Regions from separate parts of the Homo sapiens genome. Here region 2 is linked to region 1. The links are chromatin loops, found by intact Hi-C in ENCODE. Cell type or tissue: A673. All regions are shown on one strand. Links, peaks and the distances in the headings refer to the core of each region. The heading gives the core; the rest is flanking DNA.

Evidence for each region. A loop is a pair of places that touch in the nucleus more often than their neighbours do. Peaks named below come from ENCODE experiments on the same cell type or tissue, not always from the same donor. Only the 100,000 strongest peaks of a DNase experiment are listed, where the experiment ranks them.
Region 2: a loop joins it to region 1, with 4 times the contacts of the local background. A loop is called at or near these places in 6 of 110 quality-filtered maps.

What each region holds. Positions count from the first base shown.
Region 1 is chr7:81,496,759-81,502,149 of GRCh38, reverse strand. No RefSeq gene overlaps it. Among named protein-coding and RNA genes, the nearest start is that of HGF, 270 kb to the left of the region's middle. In A673, for the core only: CTCF peaks have their summits at 711 and 2,342 (motif pointing left); DNase peaks (open chromatin) are centred at 689 and 2,349; H3K27ac peaks cover 1,114 bases.
Region 2 is chr7:82,033,412-82,038,802 of GRCh38, reverse strand. CACNA2D1 (calcium voltage-gated channel auxiliary subunit alpha2delta 1) reads left to right here. Exons shown (of 39, transcript NM_000722.4): 11 at 568-726. Among named protein-coding and RNA genes, the nearest start is that of CACNA2D1-AS1, 27 kb to the right of the region's middle. In A673, for the core only: no CTCF peak of the experiment used is centred there; a DNase peak (open chromatin) is centred at 2,142.

The sequences.
Region 1 (5,391 bases), core at 132-5,131:
GAAAGGGTCCAGCTTGCACATAATGTACACTTCAGTATTTACTCTGTGTAAATGGATTTACTCTGTGTACATGGATTACTAAAGCTATTAGATTAGAATAGCTATATGTATTGTACAAAGAATTTTGTGAGGATTAAATGAAACAAGAGATATGAAAGCTCTTGTAATAAATGTTATATAAATATAAACCATTAATATTCTATTTAATCCCTATACAAAGATTTTGCTTTTACATTACTAGTGAAAAATGTAATATTCCTACTTATCTTAGATTTTGAAATATGAAAAAAATGTGAATTAATTAAGATAAAAGCTTTAGTTGTGTGTATATGAGAGAGAGGTAAATAAAAGACAGAGAAAACAGAAATCAGGAAATCTACCCTTTTTTGTCAGGCAAGTGAAGTGCAGGAAGTTAGGATGATTCCTTCAACTAACCTTTAAGCAATTTTCAAATGCCTCGAACTTGCTCTACACAGTTAAATTCTCATGGATGAAAATTTGTAGTTACTTTTATATGAATATAATGGTGATTTACAAAATGATGCCTACACACCTTGATAGAGGAATTGGATTGTTTTCTCAAAACTCTCATATATCCTCATTTTGGGGGATGTTGCCTAGTCCACTGAAAAGAACGTGGTCTTGGAGATACATGAATTTTTATCTGGATACCAATTCTGCCACTTAGTGGAGATACATGAATTTTTATCTGAATACCAATTCTGCCACTTAGTGGCTATGGAACTTTTGTTAACATACAGAGCTTCAGCTCCTCCTTCATAAATTGGTGGTATTGAAAACATCTCTTTTAGAATGGGCACGTAATATAGCTAAAAGGCTGTGTTAATAATATAGCTAAAAAATATAGCTAAAAGGCTCAGCACCAATCATGACAAATAGTTGCTTTTAAATAAATGCTACCCCTACTCTTTTTGGTTTTAATCTGCCGTGCTGTCACCAAATGTGCCCAATGAAGAAAGAAACATGTTCTAAGAGTATGTTTTCAAACGTTTTCTCACAAACACCTTTGTCAGGCTCTTTATTTCCTTCATATGGCAATTCTTGAAATGTAGTAACTGCTCAACGAATATTTATTAAAAGAAAGAGAAAGGAAGGGAAGAAGGAAAAAAAGGAAGGAAGTCGGGAGGGACATAAGGAAGGACGGAAGAACGAATGAGAAAGCAAGTTAAACAGGTGTGGGCTGTGGTATCTTTACTTATATTAGTCGTGACATTCTTCCCCATACCTGTGCTTAGTGCAGGTATTATTTCTTAACGAGCTGTAAATAGAGCTAGGTGATTAAGTGTGGTGATCAAGTTGTCTGTCATTCTTTTAGTCTATGATCTGGAAATACAGCGTAGTATTTATTTAAGAAAACAAGGCCACAATACTTCACCTGACACTACTGGAGCCTTTCTCGATCTTTCTTTGTCCAGACATGCCCTTGTTGTTGTATAAAACAGAATGTTCAGTCCTATAGTAGCTGATCTCTGCAACTATCAAAATTCGACAAAGTAATCAGGAGTCCTCTCACTCAATTGTATAAGTAGTGTTTTTTCTGTTACTACCATTGTTGACTGATCCTTCTTTGCAGAGGTCTGTTTTCTACTTTTATTATTTCTGTGAAATCAGCCTCATGAATTATGTTGGCATAAGAAATGACACACTTTTGGGAGGCTGAGGCGGGCAGATCACCTGAGGTCGGGAGTTGGAGATCAGCCTGGCCAGCATGGTGAAACCCCATCTCTGCTAAAAATACAAAAATTAGCCAGGCATGGTAGCGTATGCCTGTAATCCCAGCTACTCAGGAGGCTGAGGCAGAAGAATTGCTTGAACCTGGGAGGTGGAGTGTGCAGTGAGCCGAGATCGCACCACTGCACTCCAGCTTGGGTGACAGAGCAAGACTCCAGCTGAAAAAAAAAAAAAAAAGGCACCTGGCCGGGTGCAGTGGCTCACACCTGTAATCCCAGCACTTTGGGAGGCCGAGGCAGGTGGATCACTTGAGGTCTGGAGTTCTATACCAGCCTGGCCGACATGGTGAAACCCCATCTCCACCAAAAATATAAAAAATTAGCAGGGTGTGGTGGTGCATGCCTGTAATCCCAGCTACTCAGGAGGCTGAGGCAGGAGAACCGCTTGAACCCAAGAGGCGAAAGTTGCAGTGAGCTGAGATCCTGCCACTACACTCCAGCCTGGGTGACAGAACAAGACTTCATCCTCACACACACACAAAAAAAGAAAGACAGAAAGAAGGAAGGAAAGAAAAGACACCTAGTACTTGAGTGTTCACAAAACTTATCCTATCTTATGCTGCCATCTGCTGGGAAGGTAATGTTGCTTGGTCATGGACTTTACATTAAAATCTGTGTTGAACTTTGTATTGCTAGCTTCTTAAATGGTCACACATTAGATAGTAATGGAAAATTACTTGGGTAAAAAACTTTTTGTGCTTTTATGATAGGAAGCAGGAAAGGGCTACAATGGTCTGACCCATTTTTGAAATAATGCTTTGCCCTATTAAAAACTTGCTGATTCATTCTATCTGTCGTTGAGCCAACACTAATTATTGTCTTCTGTGCCAAGAACTACAGAGAATCCACAAAGATGAGCAAGGAATGGTTCTGTTTAATAGGAGTTTATTTCCTAGTAGGAAGAATCACAAAAGAAGTAAATGTGGCAAGGTATTCTAGATGTTACAGTAGAAATATAAGAAAAGAGGGCGTGGGTATGGTAATTTCTACCCCAAAGTCAGGCTTCTTGCAAGAGCAATGGTAGAGGATAACCATTATAATGAACAAATGTTCACCAACAAGGCAAGACAGGAGAAAGAATTCTGGCCAGAAGAAATATTATAAACAGACATTTGTTTCTAAAAAACAATGATGTTTGTTTTTTGTGACATTAAGAGATGTTAGTTATTTTGTCTTGTAATTTGCTGTATTTGTTTTTAATTATTCAAAGAGAAGAAATAGAGTGAAATATGCAAGATATTCTACACAGCATATACGTCTTTATAGTTTTGTCCATTGTACTGCTATTAATACTTCATATTTATTATATTTCTCAGATTACTACTTCTGTATTAATAAAGATTTCATATTATTGGATCCCTGATAACTGGATTCCTGCATTATTAACAGGAGCTCTTTTTGTGATGTGCCTCTATACTATTGCATGGTGCCTCTTCAAAGAGTAAGATTTTAATTGCTGTTTCTATTTGAATTTGTTCATGGCTCATAAAGTCCATCAACGATGCCTTAAAAAGAGCAGGATGAAAGTAGAAAGAAGAGATTGGAGAAAATGTCATTGAGCAGCTATTACTTTAAGAAGTGCTTTACTGATGTTATCCGTGCTGATAATCACAACAATGGTGAGAGATAGGTAACAGCATCAGTGTTTTTGATTTAGATAAATGATTTTAACCAAGATCTTCTGGTTCTAAAGCTAATGTTCTTTTGCTAAGTGATCAATCAAATGATTCAAGCTAAAACCATTCGTCTGAAAAAAAAAAAGAAAGAAATGAGATTTTTAATATTCCCATAGAAAAGGAAGAGATGAAATTTAGTTGGTACATATTTAAATAAGATCAAGTCCTCTGCCTATATTTTCCTGTCAAAGGATAGACAGAAGTCTCAAAAAGGTAAGATGAAAAAATTTCAATAGTAATTATAGAAGGAGTGAATTAATTCAGGAAATGTCTCCTGAGCTTTCAGGGATAAGATTGTGCCAGGTGAGCAGAATACAGAAATGCTAACAAGAAGTACTCACCCTCCAGGAGCACAGCCTTGACTAGAAAGGGTTCAGGAGAATGAATGGTTACAATAGATTAGAAGAGAGAGTAAAAAGACAGGGTAATTGAAATTTAAATATCTTTCTATGGCATACTTAACTCTGGCTCAGAGAGATTGGGCAGGGAATGTTTCACAGAGAACACGCCACTGAAACTGGCAGTAGAAGAATGAATGGAAGAAAATATAAAGGAAATACATAAAATATAATTTAGTTTATATTTAAGGGTGATTTTTTTTTTGAGAGGCATAAAAATGGAAACAGGATTATATGAACACTACTATATTTCCTCACCAACAAAAGTCTGGCTTTTATCCCGGAATATGGAGTATAGATTCTGCAAGGTAAAGTAATAAAACCTAAAGATAATAGTTGTATTAGCATGAAAGTAAAAATGTATTAAGGACAACTGAGAAGCTGCCACTTTTATGTAAAATGGAAATAGTATAGTAAATTTGAATTTTTGTTTTGAAGGTGATATATACCTTAGCACAATATTTGGATTTATAATGGTGATATCAAGTGTCTGAATAAATAAGCAATTTATTATTTAATTTTAAAAAGGAACCATTTGTCCAAAAATATAGTGAATTAAAGTGTAATAAGTAGGTTTAAAAGTAAGTGTTGCACCCATTTCCTCCTTTTCCCTGTAACTAACTCCTGAATGAAATCTTGTTCAGATGTATCATGGAAGGAGATCTGTGGATGTGCAATAGACAAGAAGAATATTGCAGAATAATAGTGCTACCATAGTGTATCTAGAAACTTCTCCCCAGATATTCCACTAGAATGGAATCTATTACACTAGAAACTTCTCCTGAGATATTCCAGTGTCATCTACCATGTTCATAGGTTTTTTTCTGAATGTAGAAACGGCAGAGTAATCTGAAATATTTTTTTCTGAGGAGCTGATATTTTCTTATTGGATTTTATTAAAATAGTTTAAGGACATTTTTACTTTCACATTCAAAATAAATTATTATTGGCATTATGTGCAACTGTTTTATTTTTTACATGTGGACGGTTAACTAGAAGTTTAAGGCTATTTGATTAAGATCAAAGCAGGGAGTTGATTTTGATAAATTTTGACAATTTTGATCAGAAAATAAGCATTCAGTTTCTTTTTTCAAACATACTGCACCCCTGTTTTTTGTTCTTTTACTGTAGTTCTCCCATTTTTTTCAAGATTATTTCCCCAGTGTCACAAACATCACCAGAGCCAACCAAGTCTCACGACCAAAGGGCCTGGACTGGTACCAAGGTAAAAGCAGAGTCGATGCTTTAAAGAAAGAAATTTTAGGCAGTAAGATGAGTTCCTTAATGCTTTATTAATTTTCACATAGAGAACCACAAAATAGTGGTTGGTACCTTAGTCCATTCTGGCTGCCATAACAAAAATACCATAAGATAGGTGGTTTATAAGCAGAAAACATTTATTTTTTACGGTTCCAGAGGCTGGGAAGTCCAACGTCAAGGTAGGAGCAGATCTGGTGTCTGGTGAGGGCCCGCTTCCTCTTAGACAGAGCCTTCTCACTACAACCTCACATGCTGAAGGGGTGAGAGGTTTCTCAGGGACCTCTTTTGTAAGGGACACTAATTCCA
Region 2 (5,391 bases), core at 119-5,118, 540 kb before region 1:
TAGTAACCTCTAAAGTGATATTTCTAAAAGGCTACCAGTTGTTCTTGATTCAGATTGCTTTCCTCTGTTAGCCTCTGTAGAAAGACAGTACCATCAGATTTCAAAATGACTAAACATTGATTCATGTTATTCAGTGTATTACTTTTCCAACCAGTCTTTCCTAATAAGAGGCAATGAAAATATTTAACATGTCCACACAACCAGGGCAAGCATCCCATATCATTTCTGGATCCTGCATCTATTTCATTGCTTTGGATTATTTTTTCTACATGCTCATTAAATTTGAGAACTAGAAGGGATGTCATATAATTTAATTCTCAAATTTATAAGCAGGGAAAGCAGGCTTCGGGAATATAAGCAGCAGACTCAGCGTTCCAGTATGGGTTGGTAGCTCAGATGAAAATAGCCATTGGTTTCTTAATGCACCTTTGTCACCAGCCTACTCACTTTTCCATTTGAAAGAGTAAGCAATGCAATACCGTTTAGGAGTATCAAACACAAATTCTATGAAAACTATATGGTTGATTTTAATGTTCATTTATATATTTACTTTTTAATCTTTTGCAGTTTAACAGCAATGCTCAGGATGTAAGCTGTTTTCAGCACCTTGTCCAAGCAAATGTAAGAAATAAAAAAGTGTTGAAAGACGCGGTGAATAATATCACAGCCAAAGGAATTACAGATTATAAGAAGGGCTTTAGTTTTGCTTTTGAACAGCTGCTTAATGTAAGTATCATGCTATGTCTTTTGTTGTTGTTGTTGTTCAATTGTAGTATCTGAATTTCAATATTCTGATAGTTACTACTCTCTGGGATTAGATAGTGCTGTTTTTCATTTATTTAAAACACAGATGTGTGCAGGCAGAAGAAACCTTTGAACTATTTTTATCTTTGAATTTAAAATTCAAAAGGCATCTAAAATGTAGATTTTTAAGTTTTTGATATTTTTTATCTATGTTTTAAAAAAATTTATAAGGAAATAATTTAATTTTGAATAAGCACTTGAAACTTAATTGGCCTATATAGAATATCATTACTTTTTCTTATCTCAATCACCACAGTATTTATCTGTAACCTTGCACTTTCAATCATCAAATGGTTACTGAGAACATTTTAGTTTTAAACATCTAGTTTGGGTCTTTAAATTGTTCCTAAAATGTACAGAAAGTTCCAAATGGTAGACATTAAGATGAACAGAAATGCAACTCCCGGAGCAGGAATTCTTTCTGAGTGAGGATTCCCCACAATCACTCATCAGTGTCTAGACTGTCAGATACTGGCGTGCTTATTGCCCCATGTTATAGCATGTGTCTTTTTTTTTTTTGAAATGGAGTTTCACTCTTGTCACCTAGGCTGGAGTGCAGTGGCACGATCTTGGCTCGTTGCAACCTCCGCTTCCTGGGTGCAAGCGATTTTCCTGCCTCAGCCTCCCAAGTAGCTGGGATTACAGGCACCCGCCACCATGCCCAGCTAATTTTTGTATTTTTAGTAGAGACGGGGTTTCACCATGTTGGCCAAGCTGGTGTTGAACTTCTGACCCCAGGTGATCCACCCGCCTTGGCCTCCCAATGTGCTGGGATTACAGGCATGAGCTACCGCTTCCAGCCTTATAGTGTGTGTCTCATACTGTGGACTAGTGTTTTTAAATTGCCTTGCCCTCTATTTCACTTTGAGTTACTTAAAAGCAGGGACCATTGTTCAATTATTTTATTTCTTACTAGGCAATATTATTATCATGTTTGAGAGTAGGAACCTTACTTCTCTGCACCTTGGTTTCCACTTGTATGCATTAGAGGTCACTATGACATGTACCTCAGAGAATTGTGCATAAGATTGTCCACGGAACCTGGCATGTAGCAAACCACACGCAGGTGTAGGTTGCTGGGTGGTATTGGAGTCATGGTCATTATTGCTGTAATTACTAGCCCACATCTGGTAAAAAGTCAGATCATAATGTCTGTTAATATTTGCTGAATCACTGAATGAACTCTTATATTTGATCTTTATGCAAATATGAGTTTGTTGTTCCTGAGTGAATATTCTAAATAGTTTTTGAGATATCCAATTGGGTGATTCATTTATTCATTCAGCCAAAATTTATTGAATGCATCACCATTTCCTGTCATAGTGCTGGTGCTGGAATTATAGAAGTAAACAGGACCAGCTGCTCTGAGTGCTAAATCATCATCCACAGAACAGTGTGCAAGTGCCATTACAGGATATTTAGCGTGTTCCCTGGGACAGCACAGAGGATGGGCCCAGCTCCTCAAAGGAGGTCAGGAAAAGTGTGGCATTTCCGTGAAAATGAGGTTTTGAAGAATGATTAGAACTTAGGTAGGTAGAGGAAGGGAAAATTATTTCAGAAAAAGGAGCATATTTTAGACAAATCACAGAAGTGTGACACAACATAGCACAGTAAAAAATTGCAGATGGCTGGCATAGTTGGGACATGAGCAATATAGGAACTTGATGGAAATGGAAAGGCCATGAGGTATCAGTTAAGGAAGTGTTTAGGGGCAAAGGAAAACTTTATAGTATGGCCTTGGAGTGTTCTAAGTTAAGGAAGGTATTCGTAGAGATGCTGGTGTGGGAATAGAAGTGAGGAGCTATTAAGGAGCATGGCATGGGAACTGATTAAGTGGTGTGGGCTGGGTTGCAGAGTGAGAGGGGCTTAGGTGACTCTACATTCTCTGAACTGAACTAGTAAGTAGATGATTGCACAGGAACACACATAGAGGAAATGTGGGGGTAGAAATAGCTCAGTTTCAGATATGTTGAATTTGAGGTCATGTTATTTAATAGACACCGTTAGATTAAGAAGACAGAAAATCAGAGATGTGCAGCCCTGCTATTTCCAAGGGAAATAATGTGTGGTGAGATGCATATGTTTGTTAAATGTTGTATGTTCATTAATAAAAATTAAAAGCTCAAAACTACAAAATTGTACTGTAATTAACCGTTAGATTAAGATGTATCCTTCCTCTAGTAAAGGAATATGGTTGTTTTTGATAAAAATTATTTTTTGCTTAAGTCAATAATTGAGTTTCCTTGATCTTGGCATTTTAATTATTCTTCTTAGTATTTTTTTTCCCCTCACTTCATTGCCTCCTGTTTAGGTTTCAGTTGTGAAATGATCAGGAGTTTCAAGTGTAAAGTACAATTTCAGAGGTAGCCTCACTAGAGAGGCCACATTAACTTCCAGATTTATTACTAGTTGCTGATAAAATATGATTTAACTCCTATTGGCCTCTCCTGCTGCCTTTATAACTGCTACAATTGTAGTGATTTTTAAAATATGGTCCCAGTTGTTCCCTAAGTAAGTCTAATGTGTTTTACTTTCCATACATCCCACATATATATTGAAATTCTTTATGTTAAAATAATTTGAAGCATATTGTGTTTTCTTTCAAACACTTCCAGTCATCTTATTGCTCAAATGCCATTCTGGTTTTTTTTTTGTCCTCGCAGCATTTACCTTTAAGATCACTGAAGCAAGTATTAAATAGCATTAGACATATCAGTCCCAAAGTAAAACTTACATTTAGATTTGAATTAATCTTCAGGTACCATTTCATAAAATATTACCATATATATGCATTTTTCAAAAAAACTTTATATAGAGTGTATATATGATAGATGCTGTGCTATATACTGGCACACAGAAATACAGCAAACTACCATATTAAAGTAAGTTACCAACTCTACTAATTGTAATTTTATTGAAACAATCTTGTTTTTTTGGCTTAATTTGTTCAAAGCCAGTTAATTGTTGTCGCTGTGTGATTCTTTAGATAATTGCAAATGCATGGAAAATTTGCTATTATGTACTTGGCTCCACCACAAGTCCTGAGAGGCTACTCCTAGGAAAAATCATGTTGAAGGCAAAACAATTTCTTTATTTTCCCCATATTCCTTCTTTTGTGTATGCCCTAACATCTCTCTCTCGGGAAATGTTGTTATAATTTTATTTACGTAAGTATACAAATGATCAGCAAGACCTAATGTGTTGATTTACATTGATATTTGCATCCAATAATAGTACTTTCAGTACTTCAAAAACAAAACCATGTCCTATGGTTTTGTTTAACATTTTTACAGGATAGTTCTTTAGGTACATATTATTTTGACTATTTTACACATGCAGATAAAAAAGACAAATCACTAGAGAAACTAATTTTAGTTAAGGGATTTGAGGCATGTTTCACAAAACTATTTTGATGATAAAATAGGCAACTTTTTGTGTAGTCAGATTTTCAGATAGGTTACCTTCAAAGATAACAGCCATGTTGAAAGTGACAAATTATATTAGTTAATACTTGTGCTTTCACAATGTTTGATTAAAAGCTTTTACTGCCAATGTTCTAATGGCTGAGTCCATGGAATGAGATGACCTGAAACAGGATCTTTTCATTAATAAAGAAAAACGTTGTATTTATTAATTTTCACAAGGGAAAATGGGTTTTATCTTCTTTGAAAAAATAAGGTAGAGCATGGACCTTCAATGACTTAGAACACTAAAGAAAAAATAATTTTTAAAAAATATTAGTCATTTAAAAGCCAGGGCTGTGCCATGCTGTACAATATGGTAACAACAATCACAGGTGGCTAGTGAGCACTTGAAAGGTGGCTGATCTGAAATGATATGTTGTGTAAGTATAAAATGCATACTGAAGTTTGAAGACTTATGGAAGAAAAAGCTGTATAACATCTCAATATTGATTGATACCTAATATTGATTAATATTTTGGATGACTGGGTTAAAGAAAATATATTATTAGGATTAATGTCAGATATTTCTTATTACTCCCCTTAAAGTAGTTATTAGAAAATTTAAAGTTCCATATGAGGCTCATGTTATATTTCTTTTGGACAGCACTGAACCTAGGGTTGACATTTTCAAAGAAGCTGAGCATTCATAAATTAGTGTGATCTTTTATTCTCAGCATTTAAAGCAAACACATTTCACAACAGTAGAAAAGTTAAGATAATAATTTTGGACCTCGGAGAAGTCCAGCTTTCTAAATTAATTGTTCATTTTAATGGCCCTTTGGTGCTAATCCATCATTCTCCCATATCTAACTCTTTTGGAGACCTTAAAGTGTAAGAAGATTTACCATGGACTTGAGTCTTTCAGGATTAGAATATGTGTGGTTGGTTGAGAGAGGATAAGAGGACATCCTGGGAATAGGTATCAGCATTTACAAAGGAACAAAAGAGCATTGCATTTTAGGTGACCAGTGTTAGGATTTGTGATTTCAAACATGTGAAGTGAATAAAGTAGAATGAATAAAGAGGGAAGAAAACACTTATTTGAAAGTGGATTGAAGATACACATTTTAAATTAATGTTATTTTTTGTTTATACTATAAAATCATATGTGCATAAAATTGAC